Regions from separate parts of the Homo sapiens genome. Here regions 1, 2 and 4 are each linked to region 3. Evidence: chromatin contacts called from ENCODE Hi-C or POLR2A ChIA-PET data. All regions are on one chromosome and are shown on one strand. Each heading gives the region's core, a stretch centred on a gene start or an enhancer-like site at or near the end of the contact. The rest is flanking DNA. Distances are from core to core; before and after follow the strand shown. Region 1 holds the start of RAE1 (ribonucleic acid export 1). Region 2 overlaps PMEPA1 (prostate transmembrane protein, androgen induced 1). Region 3 holds the start of ATP5F1E (ATP synthase F1 subunit epsilon). Region 4 has its middle 45 kb from the start of CTCFL.

Region 1 (3,975 bases), core at 1,269-3,768, 1.7 Mb after region 3:
CGGTTCATTTGTTACCATTAATAAACCAGTATGGATACATTGCAGATTATTTTGTAGGCACCAGCTAGAAAATAAATTCACTCATTTTTTACATAGAGACCCTGAGCTGCGCAGCAGGAATATAACAGTAAACAAGATCGCAGGTCCCCGTGCTTTCAGGTTTCCACCTAGTGGGCATTCACTTTCCTACTAATTTCTACATTCTAGTTTAGGTCAGCATCCGCATGAAACTACCTAGAACAACCAGTCCGGGAAGCGAATCAGCAATTTCTTCGTAAAAGTTTTAAAAAGGTCGGGCATCGTGTTTTGGACATTTACCCAGCAAGAACCTCTCCCACCCTGGGTTTTTTCTTGAATATCATAATCTAACAGGCCCACCAGGGTTTGGTCAGGGCCTCTTGCCACTCAGGAGTTGGGACTCTAATCTCACCAGTCTTCATTTTCCTGCTCTGCAAACATAGAGAACATTAACACATTCTCCAGGGCTGCTCTGGGGATCAAATCAGATTATGTAGAAAATGCAGTATCTAGTTCATAGTGGGTACAATAAACGACTTTTCCCTTCTTTTTTCCTTCCAACTCCCCGAGGAGTTACGTACACTGAAACCACATTTCAATCCTACTACCTGTTACGCTGAAAAGTCCTCCATACCAGTCACCTCTCCAAAGGGAGCCAAATGGCTGAGTGACATCCTTGCTAACAAGACAACACAGAACGGAGAAACTGCAAGGAATTTGGGGAAGGCATTTGAGTTTCCTCAGCTTCATGAAAAATAAGTGCAGAACAAAAGGTCAGAGCAACAGCTACAAGCACATGTACATTTTAGTGAACGTGAGGGGATGTGGTCCTTGCCGGCCACACTTCTGCCCTCAAATGCAGAGGTACTTGAAACACCAGTTGGCTGTATGAACGAACAAAGGCATGACAAGGCTTCTGCAATCAGTCCAGGTGCTGGTTACACGGCTTTGGACGGGTCACTTAACCTTGATTTTCTCATCTGTAAAACAGAGACACTAATATCTACTTCACAGAGTTATGAGAACTAAATGAAGCCACACACACACACTGCCTAAAGCACTACAGGTTCTTAATAAATATTACTTTCACTCTATTCCTCTACCTCAACCTTCAAGTTGGGAGAGAACATTTCTGCCATTAGGGATGAACTTAGGAAAAAGAACATGGTAGGTGAGAATCGTTCGTGTTAGTCAGTGTGGACCACACCTTATGCTGAGCACTGGGAAGCTTCCAAAGTTCAGAAGGCACAGTCATCTGTGGGACCCACCTAATCTCTTCCCGCTCTCTCCCGCCTTGCTGCACCCCAGCCCTCCTAGCTCTGCTGGCTTCCTTTCTCCGCTGAACACAACAAGCTCATCCCTGCCTTGGAGCAAACCTAGTGCTGTTCCTTCAGCTTGGGATGATTTGCTTCTCCCTCCCCACAGCTACCTCCGTTTGAATCTTCATATCCCAGTTCAAAAGTTGCCTCCTCCGAACTTCTTGGGGTGATGAAAATGTCCCAAATTTGAACTTGCCATGTTTACGCAACTGCATAAAATTTCCAAACTCACAATATACACTTTCAATGGTTGAAATTAATGTTATTTTATACTTCAATAAAGCTGTCACACGTATTCTTTTTTAAAGTCACCTCCTCAGACGCTTCTTTGCCAACTTTAACATATCTAATCTTCCATCACATCCCCTGGAATTTCTTGTTTACACTCAAAATCTCTTCCCCCCCAGAATGCTGGCTCCAAGAGGGCAGCCACTTGCCTGGATTCTTCCCTTAATGCATACTGGGTCCCACAGTACAATGCCTGGCCCAGGGCGGCTGGTGTTTAATACTACTTGCCTGGAGAAGTACTGCCTGTACGGTGGCACCTATATACGTATACAATAAATACTTGGCGGGCTAAGACAGAAACAGACTTAGTTTCAGAGACTGGTAACTGCTACGAAAGAAATGGAGCAGGTTGACGTGGAAGAGGCTAAAAGGGGACGCCCTTCTGCAAAGCGGCCAGGGAAAGCTTCTCCCAGGAGCTGACATGTATCTGACGAGACGCCAGACGTGTAAGGGGGAGGGACAGAGGCGACACACACTGCATTAACGCAATGTGACCCTTCCCAGAGGCTCAGTTCCCCCACAAGAGAAACGATGGATTAGGCCCTAGGTGACCCCTAAGGCCATTTCCAGCTCTGACCTCGCTTCCAGGGCCCAGTAACGAAGCTTAGTCAACAGTCCCGCTCGCGCCCCAGCATCCCGCAGAAGCGCGCTCCCGGGAGGCAACTCGGCCTCTGCGGGAGCCATGGCGGCGGTTAACGACGGGACGCGCGCGGCACGGGGCCTACCTGGGGGTCTCGCCCCGGCGGAAAGCGGCGGCCGGGAGCAGAAGGGTCTGAGGAGTTTGCGAACCTGCTCTGGCGCGAAGGACGAGGGCCAGGAGCGCGGACAGAAATCCCAGGAGCCCGAAGCCTCCTTAAGCCTGCGGTAGAAACTGCCCTGACTACCGCGGAAACAACGCGCGTGCGCCCTGGAGCCACTTCCTGCGTCGCCCGGAAATCGTCGAAGAAAAAGGCTCCTTTTCCCGCAAGGCGACAGCACATGCGCAAAAACGCTTTACACCAGCAGTTTGCGAATTGGTCCAAAGTTGATGTAGCCGCTGCAAGTTACTAAGCGACTGCTTTTATAAATCCGCAACTGGCCAGGCGCGGTGGCTCACGCCTGTAATCCCAGCACTTTGGGAGGCCGAGGCGGGCTGATCACCTGGGGTCAGGAGTTCAAGACAAGTCTGGCCAACATCGTGAACCGCCCCGCCCCCCGCCCCCCCCGCCCCCCCGCGCCGCCCCCCCCCGCCCCCCGCCCCCGTCCCCCCGCCCCCCCCGCCCCCCCCGCCCCCCGTCCCCCCGCCCCCCCGCCCCCCCGTCCCCCCGTCAGTACTAAAAATACAAAAATTAGCCGGGCATGGTGGCGGGTGCCTGTAATCCCAGCTGCTTGGGAGGCTAAGGCAGGAGAATCGCTTGAACCCAGGAGGTGGAGGTTGCAGTGAGCCGAGACCATGCCATTGCACTCCAGTCTGGACAACAAGAGCGAAACTCCATCTCAAATCAGTCAATCAATCCGCAACTAGGGCTAGTGCAAGGTAGCTAGCTGTTTTCTCTTGTGAATTAATTATTGCATTTATCATGTATAAACATCTAAAAGATTCTGATTGCTTCCAATTCACGTCCAAGGCCAACCTCCGAGAAGCTGCTCTAACGCTGCCTCCGAACAAGGCGAGGTCGGCCGCGGGTTTCCCGCCCTGGCCTCTCCCTGTTTGCCCACTGGGGTACCCTGAGCCCACCTCGGGGCTCTTTGGGCCTCAGTTTCCTGCTGCATGGTGGGGAAAATGATGCCAGGGCTGTTCCTAATTAGGGTCAAGTGAAATCATACGTGAACTACTCTTACTAATAGAACTGTCTGTAGAAATGTTAAGGGATTCTTATTACTCACACACGCCCACTCCAAATATTTCAGTTGGTTGTTTCCTCCCAACCCCTACTTTTAGGAGCATCTGAAGAAGGAAGTGAAGGAAAAGACAGATCACAAGGAAGGGATTTCGTGAGGTTATGTAGCTACCCTGGATTCTCTCCTTCACTACTCAGTGTGGTCTGCGTGCCTTGACCTTCTTAAGGAGGTTTAGGATCTGGGGTATCTTTTTATAAAATGCAGATTCAGTAGGTCTACGATGGGCCTAAAAATCCACATTTCTACCAAATTCCCAGCAGAGGTTGCTGGGCCGTGAACCAGAGTTAAGTACCAAGGCTGTAGATCATTTGGAATCCTGGGCAGCTTTTTAAAAACTGTGATGTTTACACTGCACCCTTAGAGATTCTGATTTAGTACGCCTGGGCTAGAAAAGAGGAAATTAATATTTTTTAAAAGCTCCCCAGGTGATTCTAAGATGCAGCCAAGACTGAGAACCTCTAGTCTAGAC
Region 2 (4,108 bases), core at 456-2,955, 1.4 Mb after region 3:
AGAGATGACATTGAAAAAGGTCTGGCTTTTAGAGCTCAAACCTGGGAGGCTTGGACTCTTTTTTCTTCTTCTTCTCCTTTTCTGAAGAGTTGGAGAAGCCGGAGTTTCAAGACCGTCTTGGTGTGCTGCCTTATTTAGGAGGCGAGCTGCTGCTCATTTGTCAGGCAAAACAGATGTGGTGGGGAGACAACATCTATTTTCATAATTCGAAACAAATCTGGCGAGCCGCCTTCCTTTTCAGCGGGGCCTGCTCATGCAGAAAGCCCAGCTCCCAGGCAGCATCTAGCAGAAATATTTATAGCTCATCCATTGAACTTTCCTTCCTCCAGGAGGAGTTGGTTTCTGCTGGCGATGGGGACACAGACTTGACAGGGAGTGGGTGCTGTTTCAGGGATTTTTTTTAAATCAAAAACTGGAGGAGTGTGGGTCACAGCCAGCGACGCAGCTGTGCCTCTCCTTCTCGTGTCCTTTCGTCTTCCAGGTGTGGGGCGGTGGGCACGGGAGCCTGCTCTGTAGCATTCAGCAGCCTCTTTACTGGGAGGGCAGTTAAAGGCTGACTTTGAAACTCCTCTGGGCCGGCGCCTAGGACCCCGACACTCCAGGGAGACCCAGAACCTGGGCCCCTAGTTACCAGTGACTTTGTGCTTAGGTATGCAAGGGCAGCGGGCTGTCATTTCCCCATTTTATGGATGAAACCACCGAGGCTCAGAGAACAGCTTGCCCAAGGTCACACAGGGAACCGCTGGTGGAGCTGGTCCCCCGCTCTGAGCACCATTCACACTCAGCTCAAGCCTTCATTCCCACTGGGAGCCTTTGCTACGCCGTCACCTCCCATCGAAGGTAGCTGTGTCTGTCTGTGTGTAATAGTGACCTAAGGAAGGAGGACAGACCCGGTATTTGGGCGAATCACCCATCTTCTGTTCATTTATCCAGTAGGTGAGCTCCTTCCCTGTGCCACTGGAGATGGGAGGACCTGGTGAATGGAACAGGCCTGAGCCTGCCCTCAGGGAGCTACTAGTCTGGTGCAGATGGGAAACAGAGTCAGATACTGAACGGAGGAGGAGATTCGACAGTGTCACATGACTGTGCCTGGGGGCTGCTTTATTGGTCTGAGAGGGTCTCTCAGCAGGGCTGACCTTGTGCTGAGAATGAGGGATGAGAAGGAGTCAGCGGTGGGAAGACCTTGGGGGGAGTACCTCAGGCAGAGAGGAGAAGCCGAGAGGGTGAGGTCTGCTAAGCTAGGTGTGGTGGCCATGTCCAGTTCCCAGCTGGCCGTGTCACCTTGAGGGGGGACTGACCAGGTTGCAGTTCCTTCTTCTGTAAAATGAGGGGGTGACTAAAGCGTACACAAGTTCTGATTCTGGGAAAACCACAGAGAATCGAGTTTTGTAAGGTGCTGCCAGCAGGGGAGGAGGTGGAGGGTACGTGGAGAGCTCTATTATTGCTTACAGAATTGAACGTGAAACGACAATGGTTGCTAAATTAAAAAGTTGGTTATTTTAAGCAGTGAAAGGTCTGGGAGGGCCGTTCCCTTCTTGATGCTGGGACCACCCTTGTAAGAGGCAGCGCCACACCATCCTCACGGTCGTCTCAGGCAGGGGACACCCTAGAGAGGTCTCTCGCTGTCACCCGCAGATGGCAGAAGTGGGACTGGCTCCGGGGCAACCCCTGGTTGCCTCGCACAGGGCTCCCTCCCTGGCAGGAAGGAGGCCCATGCAGGGTGAGGGTGCCCTCAGGAGCTCAGGCAGGCGGCAGGTTTGGAGGGACGGGGGTTCCCAGTGGCAGTGATGGAGGGGTGTTTCTCATTCCCCACTGCCGTGATTCCATGCAAGTGGATGGAGCGTGCTGGAGAGGTCAGGAAGGAGCATGGGCGCCTGCCTCACCCCTGCCCCACCAGCACTCAGGCAGGCCTCACAAATCACAATGGGCCCTGTCCCTGGTAGCACCCAGGGTTGATGAATGGGGACTCCCAGGCCCTGGGGCACTTGGAAATCCCTCATGCAAAAGGTGGAAACTAGAAGTTGTCCTGCAGATTGACATTCTCAGAACTCCTTCCCTCCCTTCCTCACTGACCCGGCCCCGACCCGTGGGATGATTTTCATTCTCCTGCCTCCAGAGAAGGACCTGTGCTTACGTCCTCACGCAGACTGCTCTCCGCCACTTTCCCTCACCCATGTATTCATTTCACAAGCATTTACGAAGTGCCTCCTGTGTGTCTGGCATGGTGGTTGGTGCCAGTGTGCGTTGATCGGTGATCAAGGTGGTTGCGACTCCAGCCTACAGAAATGTACAATCCAAGTGTGAAATGAACAACTGCCCTTTCCTAAGCGTTTGCTTTCAAAGCAGATGTTTTTAGACTAAGTTGTTGTTATTCTTCAAACCGGTTGTGTGTGGTTTCAGTCCCTGCTTCTGTCTTCACATTGAGGCCTAATTAGGAATCAGCTGTTGCCTAGCTAATGTTTATTGAGCAAGCACTATGCACCCGGCACTGTGCCTGAGATATTCACTATCATCTGATTTAATCCAGAGTTTCTCGACCTTGGTGCTGACGTTTGGGCTCAATAATTCTTTTCTGTGGGGGACTTCCCTGTGCGTGGCAGGGTGGATGTTTAGCTACTTCCCCTCGCCCACTGGATGCTAGTAACACCCCCTCCCAGTTGTGGCAACCACAAGTGTTTCCAGATATGGCCAGATGTCCCCTGGGGCAAAATCATCTCCGGTAGAAGAACCACACCTTAGCCCTAGCAGCTGCCCTTGAGGTCCCAGTCCCTTCATCTGCAGAATGCGGGTGTTGACGGGACTCCCCAAAGCGGCTCCTTGGGAGCTTTGAATGATATAATGCACTTAAAGCTCTTAGCACAACCCAGCTAAAGCTGGAGTGGCTGCAGCTCTCCCCGCTGGTGTGTCTGAGTGTCTGACGGGCAGAAGTCGTTTTTACCATCCACTCATCCCCCGACGGTTCCCTGGGGCTTGCAGTGCAAGCCAGACTCCATGCCACAAGCTAGGCTCACCTTGCAAAGATGGTCAAGGTCACAGCCATTGTGACCCTCACTCCCACCAGGGATGCCTGCGTGGACAGCCTGTACCCAAGGAACTGGAAGGCGCAGGCTCTGGCTCTAGCCAGCTTTGCACGGTTGCTCTGTGTCTCTGGGCAACTCCCTCCCCCTCTCTGGCCCTGTCCTTTTCTCATCTGACCCATTTTAGGGGCTTCTAAGCCACTCTCCTCCCCTAGAAACTCAGTATCTAAGAGGGTGAGTTTTTTCCCAAGGTTTTCCCCTGGGTCGTTTACAATTCTGATCACTTAGGGATCTCTGAGCCACTCACAGTGCCAGGTGACCACCCCCTTCCAGCATAACAAATTCACCTATGTGGCTCCAGCAGTTGCTTTCACATCCTGGGCTTCATAATTGAACAAGTGGTTCCTTCACTAAGGAAGCGAGCGCCTGGTTGGAATCTGTTCATCCATAGCGGGCGCTTGTAAGTCCATTCCCTGCAGGTCCCGGAACCCGCCACTGAACGATGTCAATTTCAGCCTGTTGGACACGGCTCCCGCATTGTCTGAAAGGAGCTTCCCCAGCAGGTCTGATGTGTGCCGTGTTTGGAGAGTCACACTGGAAAATGATACCTGAATCGTTTCAAGTTCACGTTGTCTATGCTGCCTTTGCCCCAATACACACCCATGGCCACCTGCAGGAAGTCTCAGTGCAGCTTTGCCAAGCCCCAAAGCAGCTAGCTCCTCATTGTATCTTCATGCTATGCCCCAGGAGGTAGGGTTTCTTGCCCTTGAATGAGACAAAGGTTTCCTACCTCAGGGCATTTGCACTTGCCATTGTTTGGCCAGGAGTGTTTTTTCCCCAACTCTCCTCATATTTAAGGTCTCTGCTGAAAAGCCACCTCCTCCGAAAGGCTGTCCCTAACCAGATCATTTAAGGAGGTCCCCGCTCCTAGGTGCTCATTATCACAAACCTGCTCTAGTTCTGTTCCATGTTCTGGAGAAGACAGAGGAGGACTCTTCTTCAAAAACACTCGTGTTGTTCAGAGATCCCTGCAGTTCCTGGCTCTTCTGTGCCTGAAGTGCTCACTGGCAGAGACGTCCGCAGTTCTTCCT
Region 3 (3,631 bases), core at 711-3,210:
AAAAATAAAGTCATTACCTGAGTTTTGCAGTGCTCTAACTTAAACAGAAGAACAGCTGTTCACATCTTTTAGCATTTTACATTTGCCTAACTTAAAAATTGCCATGTGTCAAAATCATGGTTTTGTAATTGCTAAGGCATGATATGTCAGGTTATTTGAATATAATTACTTTTTGAAGTAATTGTGACCACAAAACATCTTTTTTACATGAAGGAGCTGTGTATCATTTGAAATTACTCAAATGATGTCTTGCTCTGAGGCATAAATCCCAGGTACTTAGTGTTTTTAATAATATGGTGCCACTGCAGGATTTGGGGGCGGTGGGGAAGAACAAGCATAATGGTAGGGGGAGGCTTGGCCTGAAACTAACCACTGAGTGAATTGCACTGCAGGTTTTACTTAACGGGAATTCCTTATTTGGGATGTCAAGAGGGCAGCTGCAAACTGAAAAACAATCCAGTAAATGTACTTTGTTTTATGTATTGTAGCAGGCAATTAACTACTAAATAATAGCTTTGACATTTGCAATTGTTGCATAGAGACTATTTTTGCTAGAAGATGATTAGCTCTTGCCTTTATTTTACAGTGCTTAGTGTGATAAACTTCTAGTCATGTTTCCTATCCAAGAGACCAGTTAATATATGTACATAAACCACAGAAATAGTATAACACACTATTTTTAAATTATCGTTTTCCTACTTAAATTTTGTTTAGCTTAAGACTTCTTAGGACATTTGTAAAAGCAGGTTAAATTTAATAAGGTTTCTGATTTTTTTTTGTAACCGGAGATAGTTTTTACAAGTGAAATAACATTTCAGCTAAATAAAACATCGCTAAATAATTGATATTTGATGAAAATCTGCTTTGTATAATTTCTGTAAATTATCCTTGTTCTGAAAAAGGTGTAATGCCCTAATATTTTTAAATCCTTATCCTTTGATTTTTTAAAAACTGACCTATTGATAAAACTATAAATTTTCATTTTCCAGTGCAGTTAGTTACCTTTTTAAACATAAATGCACAACAAGCAAATGAATTTAAGAGAACTAAACTGGAATAAGTGTTCATAAATGAAACCCTTGGACTATTTAATAAAGTTGAAATGTGAATTAAGGAAAACTTTTGTTAATAAAAACTTTCTTTTAAGTGATGTTTTTCCTGATTATAATTTCTTTTTAGTAATTAAAGGTGAAGGGCAAAGGCTTTTTTTTCTTTATGAGAGAAACACTTTAATTCCTAGACTGTGAGCCTTCACTGCGTTGGGTTAGTTTCTCTAAATCACAGGCTCTGAGATGAGCATTTTCCCGGCCGCCTGGCAGTTCCCTGTGCCTCCAGTGGGTTTTCCTCACATTTTTCTTCCCATCCATTCCGGGCAACAGTGACAACTGTTGCCTTACCCTCCGTCTTGTCGCACATCGGAAGCAGGTCCTAGAACTACAGAAAACGCTAGGGGGTCCTCCACTGGGTTTCCAGGGTTTAGTGTCACTCCGAGAAAGGGGGTGCCCTAAGAGCCTTTCTAAATCTCAGCTCTCAGGACACGCTTGTCTGTCCACAGATTTAAAAAAGCCGGCGCCGTTTCCCTGAAGCGGGCGCAAAGCCAGGCCCTCGGGGCGGCCGTGCCCGCGCCGCCTCGCGTCCTCGCTTCCCGAAAGCACGCGGCTCAGTGGTCCTTAGCGAGCGGGGACACCCCGGCCTTCTTGCCCCCGTCGTCCCCGCCGGGGTAATACGGAAGGTCGGGGGACACACGCCCCGGGAGCTCTTGGAGCCAATAGGTGGGCGCGGCCGGCCGGCCCGCCCCGGGATTGGCACCCGCAGTCCAGACCGCGCGCGCCCATTGGCTCCCGGCGCCGGGGGGCTTCCGCGGCAGGGCAGCAGGGGCCGTGCTCAGGGGCGGGGCCGGGTAGGAGGCGGTGATTGGCAGGTCCGCACGCCCCGCCTCTTCCGCTTCTGTGGTCTGATCTTCCTGCGGCTGAACCGCCCGGCTGAGCCGACATTGCCGGCGTCTTGGCGATTCGGCCCGACGAGCTCCGCTTTCGCTACAGCATGGTGGCCTACTGGAGACAGGCTGGACTCAGGTAGGCCCAGGCCTCCAGAGGGAAGGGCTTCGCGAGCCGGCCCGCGCGCATCCCGGTGCCCAGAGGTCATGCAGGACACAGAGCAGCGGCCCCACGCGTGACCGGGGTTGGGCCAAGCCTCGGGCGTCGCCGCCAAGATGGCGTCGCTGTGGGCAAAGCGCTCAGGCGGGCGCGGCCTCGACCTCGCGTGGGAGCGCGTCTGTGTCCTGCCTCGCTTCCCGACGGTGCGGCCCAGCACCCACAGAGTGCCCCTGGACACCTTTGTGAATGGCAGGTTTCTCGAGAGAGAGGCCAGCTCTTATTTAGCAAACCTTTTTCTTCTAGAATGGTGCTGGAGCCAGGTGGTGAAAGTAGTACAGTCACATCCACCTCGGGAAACAGGAGATTTCTCTCCACGTGACCGCCGTTAGCAGCTTTGACCTTTAATCCAGCATCGAGGTGGAGCCTTTTACAACTTTACACATTTTTTTTTTAAACTTTTAAGTCCTGTTGATTTCAGGTTTCCTTATGTCTAAAAGGGGTGAAAGCCATAACTGTCGAGAGCCCCTCACAAAGATGAGAGGTGGCTCCTGGAAAGCTCAAATATGGAACCCACTTGAGGACATGGTGTCTCATAGTGGAACCGCAAACCATTGGTCTAGCTGTCACATCCGATTTTTTTTTACCCGTGCACCTGAGTGAGCAGAAGTACCTTGCTCTAGGTGACACACCTTGTTAGTTGACTGGATGGTGTAGCACTTTACATTTTGTGGGTACACTACAGCGGAGCTTCCCGACTTGCTGAGGTCAAGCCAGCGAAGTCTTGTAGAATTGGAAGGATGGAAGGATGATAGTCCCAGTAGTAGATACCGTTTATTAGGCAACCTACCCTGTGATCCATACTTTTTCACACTTGTTTTTCCTCCTCCCAGCTATCAGCAGGACAGGTATTATTGTCCTTTTATTCTGTTGTTTTTTTCAGGTGAGTGAGTAAACGTGCTGAAAAGGTTGAACAGCCTGAAGGTCACCCAGTTAGTAAGAATGGAAGCAGGCATTGGAACTCATACCTCTGAGTCCCCAAAATAAATTCTAAAACATGAGAAAATAGCACCCCTCCCCGCTTCCTGTTTTTCAAAAGTGGGAAAGGTGATCTGACATCTTTTGGAAACTACAGTGTTGATGGGAGTCCATCTACCAAACAGGAAGCAGGTTTTACAGTTTTGCTAGAATTGATGATGTTCTCTAAGCACTTTTCAGTTTGATTTAGAAATCTTCATTAGGAGGTTATTTTCAGTGGCAGACTTGTGAGACAGAATTCAGTATTCTCAGAGAAGAGTTTAAATAATTTAGAACGAATTGTTTTAATTCAAAATAGTTTTCTCTTATGTATACCTCATTTTCCAAGAATAATATAATTAAAGTTTTAAGGAGAGAAATCGAGGAGAGAATTCATGATTCATGTTATAGTCTCTAAACATTTCAGTCTCTTTTTTTCTATGCTGTGGGATTTTTAAAAACATTTATGCATCTTTCATTTTGAATTAATATACACTAAAGAGAAAACACAGTACAAAGAA
Region 4 (3,785 bases), core at 251-2,750, 1.6 Mb after region 3:
AAGAAGTACCAATTACAAGGCCAGTCCAGGGCTCCGGAGTCAAATTAAAACTGTGTCCCAGTTCCTGCCCCACCGCTAGGTGACCTTAAGCAAGGCCCTAGACTTCTGGGAGCCCGATTTCCTCAAGCCAATCAATACACGTTAATTGAATGCGCTTCCCAGCTACCAGGGAAATGGGGAGGAGAAAATGTGGTTTTCACCATAAGGATGCCGAAGACCTCTCCTTGCCCTCTCCTCCCCCTCTCCTCCCCCTCTCCTCCCCCTCTCCTCCCCCTCTCCTCCCCCTCTCCTCCCCCTCTCCTCCCCTTCTCCTTCCTGTTTCCTTCCTGTTGCTTGGGGTCCTGCAGAGCAGGTGCCCCCTGGCCTGTGTTACAGGGCTTCTCTCAGAGGCATGCTGGGAAGCAATGGCTTTGGGGGGACCCCTGTTTGTAGCATTTGCCATTTCCATGCTGGCAGATTTCCTGCTATCCAGAGGACGCACAGGAATGCACGTCCAGACCTAAAGCATTTCCTTCCCCCAAATGCAGCCGAGGTGGCACCCCAAGAGCCTGGGGAATGGTGAAGTGCAGTATGCTAATTAGGGAGTGAGGTGTCCTGAGGAGCTATTATCTCTGTTTTTAATGTAATTCCTTTAATTACATGTTTGTATCATTTAATTTTAATATTGGCCATATTTAACAACACATATGCAAATAATCTAGCCATCAGCGTTTGTAGGTTCACTGGCAGGAGCCGGGTGGTGCACACTGTGGCCTGCTGAGCCTGCATAGACAGAAAGTTCCACAGTAGCTCCCCCGACACAGCCCAGGGCAGGGGCTCAGGCAGCGCCTGCACTCCGTGTTCTCCCTGCCTGCTCTTGGTTGCACCTTCCGGTGTCACTCCAGTCTTAGTGGGGCTCTCCTCTCCTGGTGGCACAGAGGTGGACAACAGTCCCAGGGGTCCCAAGGGATCCTTGGGGATCCCAGCTGAAGGTCTCTGGCCTCTGGGTCCCAGCGATGTCCTGAACCAGGGGCCATACGGTGCTTGGCTTGGCCGGCCCTGACCACTCCCCTCCCCTGGGTCTGGAGGTGGAGGGCAGCATTATGTGGACTAGAGCTGGGGGCAGGTGTCCCAGGGAACATCTGGTGGCATTAGGGAAGAGGGGGCTGTGACTGTCCGGCAGTCAGAAACATGGAGGGTCCGCCACAACCTCAGAAGCTCCTGGTCAACTGTGCAATCCTGTTTCAGCATTCTGTCGGAGGCTTTACAATCTCGAGATATTTTTAAACCTTTTGGTGCTTGGGGTTGTCAGATTTCGGAAGTAATACACCCTTGTTTAACAGGGGAAACAGTAATATTCAGCCCTGCATGAGAGTGAGGTAATCACCTCCACAGCCCCTTCCTCCCCCACTTGCGGGGGGCTCCTTCCACGCCCCGCTGCTGGCTGTGCTGACTCAGACACACGTGCACGGTGCAGGGGTTGCTTTGCATTTGCTACCGTAGACCCAAAACACACACAGGATTCTGCACCTGGCTTTTTTTCACTGCACAGTAAAGCTTGGGGTTCCCTACCAGAGAGAGCCCTGCAAACAGGAGGGTTTGCTCTCACTAAACCGGAGGCTGGGAGCCTTTTCATTCATTGCTCCTTCTGAAGGCGTAGAAAAGCAAAGATCTCTTGAGATTTCTAAATTTGGTCAGAGTGTACAGGGCCGTGCAGGGTGCCTGTGTGCTAAAAATATCAGCCCGGGTCTGGGGTGATGGCTGCGCGCTCAGAGAAGGGGCTGTGGGGAAGATGGCTGGAGGCGTACCTGGGGTCCCAGACAAGGCTGCCTCAGCCTCCTCCAAGGGCCTGGGCCTCCCCACACTGACATCCATGCTGCCAGCCATGCGTGCGGCACAATCATGGCTTAGGGAAGCTGCCCCAAATTGAGTAACCCTTCACCTGAGGTCCTACACCCAGGGGTTGAACACCACCTCGGGATTGGGATCCTGTCTAGGATTCACCCGCACCGATATTTACTTATTTCCAACTCACTTTTTAAAATCAAATGCATTTATTTTAAAATAAAATCTCACAGTGCTACAGTACACGGGAAACCCATATCACTTGTCTTAAATGGTAATGATAGGTAGACATCATATATCTCATATATAAAATTATAATAGGCCAGGCGCAGTGGCTCACACCTATAATCCCAGCACTTTGAGAGGCCGAGGTGGGCAGATCACCTGAGGTCAGGAGTTCGAGACCAGCCTGTCCAACATGGTGAAACCCCGTCTCTACTAAAAATACAAAAATTAGCTGGGCATGGTGGCAGGTGCCTATAATCTCAGGTAATCGGGAGGCTGAGGCAGGAGAATTGCTGGAACTCAGGAAGCAGAGGTTGCAGTGAGCCGAGATCATGACATTGCACTCCAGCCCAGGCAACAACAGCAAGACTCCATCTCAAAAAAAAAAAACAAACACCAAAACAAAAATACAAAAATTAGTTGGGCGTGGTGGTGCACACCTGTAATCCCAGCTACTTGGGAGGCTGAGGCAGGAGAATCCCTTGAACCCGGGAGGTGGAGGTTGCAATGAGCCGAGATCACGCCACTGCACTCTAGCCTGGGTGCTATAGTGAGACTCCATCTCAAAAAAATAAAATAAAATAATAATATTGTTATTACTGTTATTAACATTTGTGGGTGTTTGCTCTGGGTCAGGCACTGTTCTGATACACTAGCATGTTAACTGGTTTAATCCTTGCAACAGTCCCTGGGGGAGGTCCAGGGTTGGTGCTCCCTAATAGCCTCATTTTAGGAAAGTAGTTTAGGGCCTCAAAAAGACACATCGCTGCTAAACCAAAGACAGGGACCACTGAAATCGTAGTGAAACACCTCTGGTGGATTTTGGATCTGAATTTGCTTCTGCATTTGCTTTATTCATTCATTCACTGATTCCCTCATTCATTTGTTTGGCAATGTCTGCTGAGAACCCACTCTGTGCCCCACACTGGGAAGGCGGAGAGTGGGTCCTGTCCCAGCCCTCCTTAGCAGGACTGCAATGGGGAAGGCTGCATTAACCAACAGGCATGGTGTGGTGGGCACTTCGGAGCTACAAGATGGGTGAGGAACAGGGTGTTCACCAGCCTAGGCTAGGAGGGTGCTGCTGGGTCAAGTTTCTAAACTTTTAAGGATGAAAATAGGTGAAATTAGGGAAGAAAGGAGGAGGATATGGGTGAAAAAATGAAAAAATGGGTGAAGCAAGTTTCATGTCTTCATTGGATACCCCTATTGTTAACATACTGGAAGAAGAATTTAACCTCATTTTCCTTATCTGTAAAATGGAAACAATGGTACCAGCTTCAAAGCATAACGCCAGATTTTTGTTTTGTTTTGTTTTTTGAAACAGAGTCTTGCTCTGTTGCCCAGGTTGGAGTGCAGTGGCGCGATCTCGGCTCACCGCAACCTCTGCCTCCTGGGTTCCAAGCGATTCTCCTGCCTCAGCCTCCCGAGTAGCTGGGATTACAGGCGTGGGCCACCGTGCCCGGCTAATTTGGATAACATCAGTTTTAAAACATTACAGCTGTGCCTGCCACAGAGTAAATGCTCAAAATATGTGACTGATCATAATCATTATTTTTATTACTGTTGTTGGCAAATGATTGTGTTCTCCATTTATCATAGCTACGTTATAAAGTTTATTGTTTTCATATATTTGATTTTTTAAAGTGAGTTGGCATGGCAGGCTCTCGGCGAGTTTAAGCTCTTATCCGTGTGACCATCTTCGCCCTCATTTGCATGCGCCCTGGAATTTCACGAGC

What was found. Hi-C counts contacts between places; a loop is a spot of excess contacts on that map. ChIA-PET counts read pairs that join two places held with the same protein, here RNA polymerase II (POLR2A). Pooled maps may share reads with other maps.
Region 1: a pooled map shows a loop between it and region 3 (12-fold over the local background). The contact joins the promoter of RAE1 here to the promoter of ATP5F1E in region 3. A Hi-C loop is called at or near these places in 6 of 50 pooled maps.
Region 2: a loop to region 3 is called in a pooled map, with 4 times the contacts of the local background. The contact joins the enhancer-like site here to the promoter of ATP5F1E in region 3. A Hi-C loop is called at or near these places in 2 of 37 single-sample maps with no recorded cell type and 2 of 50 pooled maps. POLR2A ChIA-PET finds 5 or more read pairs at or near these places in 1 of 52 experiments (PC-3).
Region 4: a loop to region 3 is called in a pooled map, with 4 times the contacts of the local background. The contact joins the enhancer-like site here to the promoter of ATP5F1E in region 3. A Hi-C loop is called at or near these places in 1 of 168 maps with a recorded cell type or tissue (ascending aorta), 1 of 37 single-sample maps with no recorded cell type and 2 of 50 pooled maps.

The regions. Positions count from the first base shown.
Region 1 is chr20:57,349,798-57,353,772 of GRCh38, reverse strand. It overlaps RAE1 (ribonucleic acid export 1), which reads right to left and starts at 2,518. Exons shown (of 12, transcript NM_003610.4): 1 at 2,351-2,518. RefSeq lists enhancers at 2,049-2,128, 2,319-2,887.
Region 2 is chr20:57,678,953-57,683,060 of GRCh38, reverse strand. All of the region lies in intron 1 of PMEPA1 (prostate transmembrane protein, androgen induced 1), which reads left to right. Among named protein-coding and RNA genes, the nearest start is that of PMEPA1, 29 kb to the left of the region's middle. RefSeq lists enhancers at 595-1,095, 1,405-1,454, 1,545-1,604, 2,015-2,124, 2,505-2,574 and 3 more and a silencer at 1,023-1,186. Within about 2 kb of position 1,705, at least 10 of the 41 ENCODE cell types and tissues checked have a DNase peak (open chromatin) inside an H3K27ac peak, as active enhancers do.
Region 3 is chr20:59,030,664-59,034,294 of GRCh38, reverse strand. It overlaps ATP5F1E (ATP synthase F1 subunit epsilon), which reads left to right and starts at 1,960. Exons shown (of 3, transcript NM_006886.4): 1 at 1,960-2,075. The coding sequence starts at 2,044. It overlaps PRELID3B (PRELI domain containing 3B), which reads left to right. Exons shown (of 6, transcript NM_016045.3): 6 at 1-1,150. The region is part of intron 4 of SLMO2-ATP5E (SLMO2-ATP5E readthrough); the gene reads left to right. RefSeq lists a silencer at 1,717-2,006 and an enhancer at 2,027-2,166.
Region 4 is chr20:57,478,631-57,482,415 of GRCh38, reverse strand. No RefSeq gene overlaps it. Among named protein-coding and RNA genes, the nearest start is that of CTCFL, 45 kb to the left of the region's middle. RefSeq lists enhancers at 839-1,058, 1,269-1,318, 1,329-1,448. Within about 2 kb of position 1,500, at least 3 of the 41 ENCODE cell types and tissues checked have a DNase peak (open chromatin) inside an H3K27ac peak, as active enhancers do.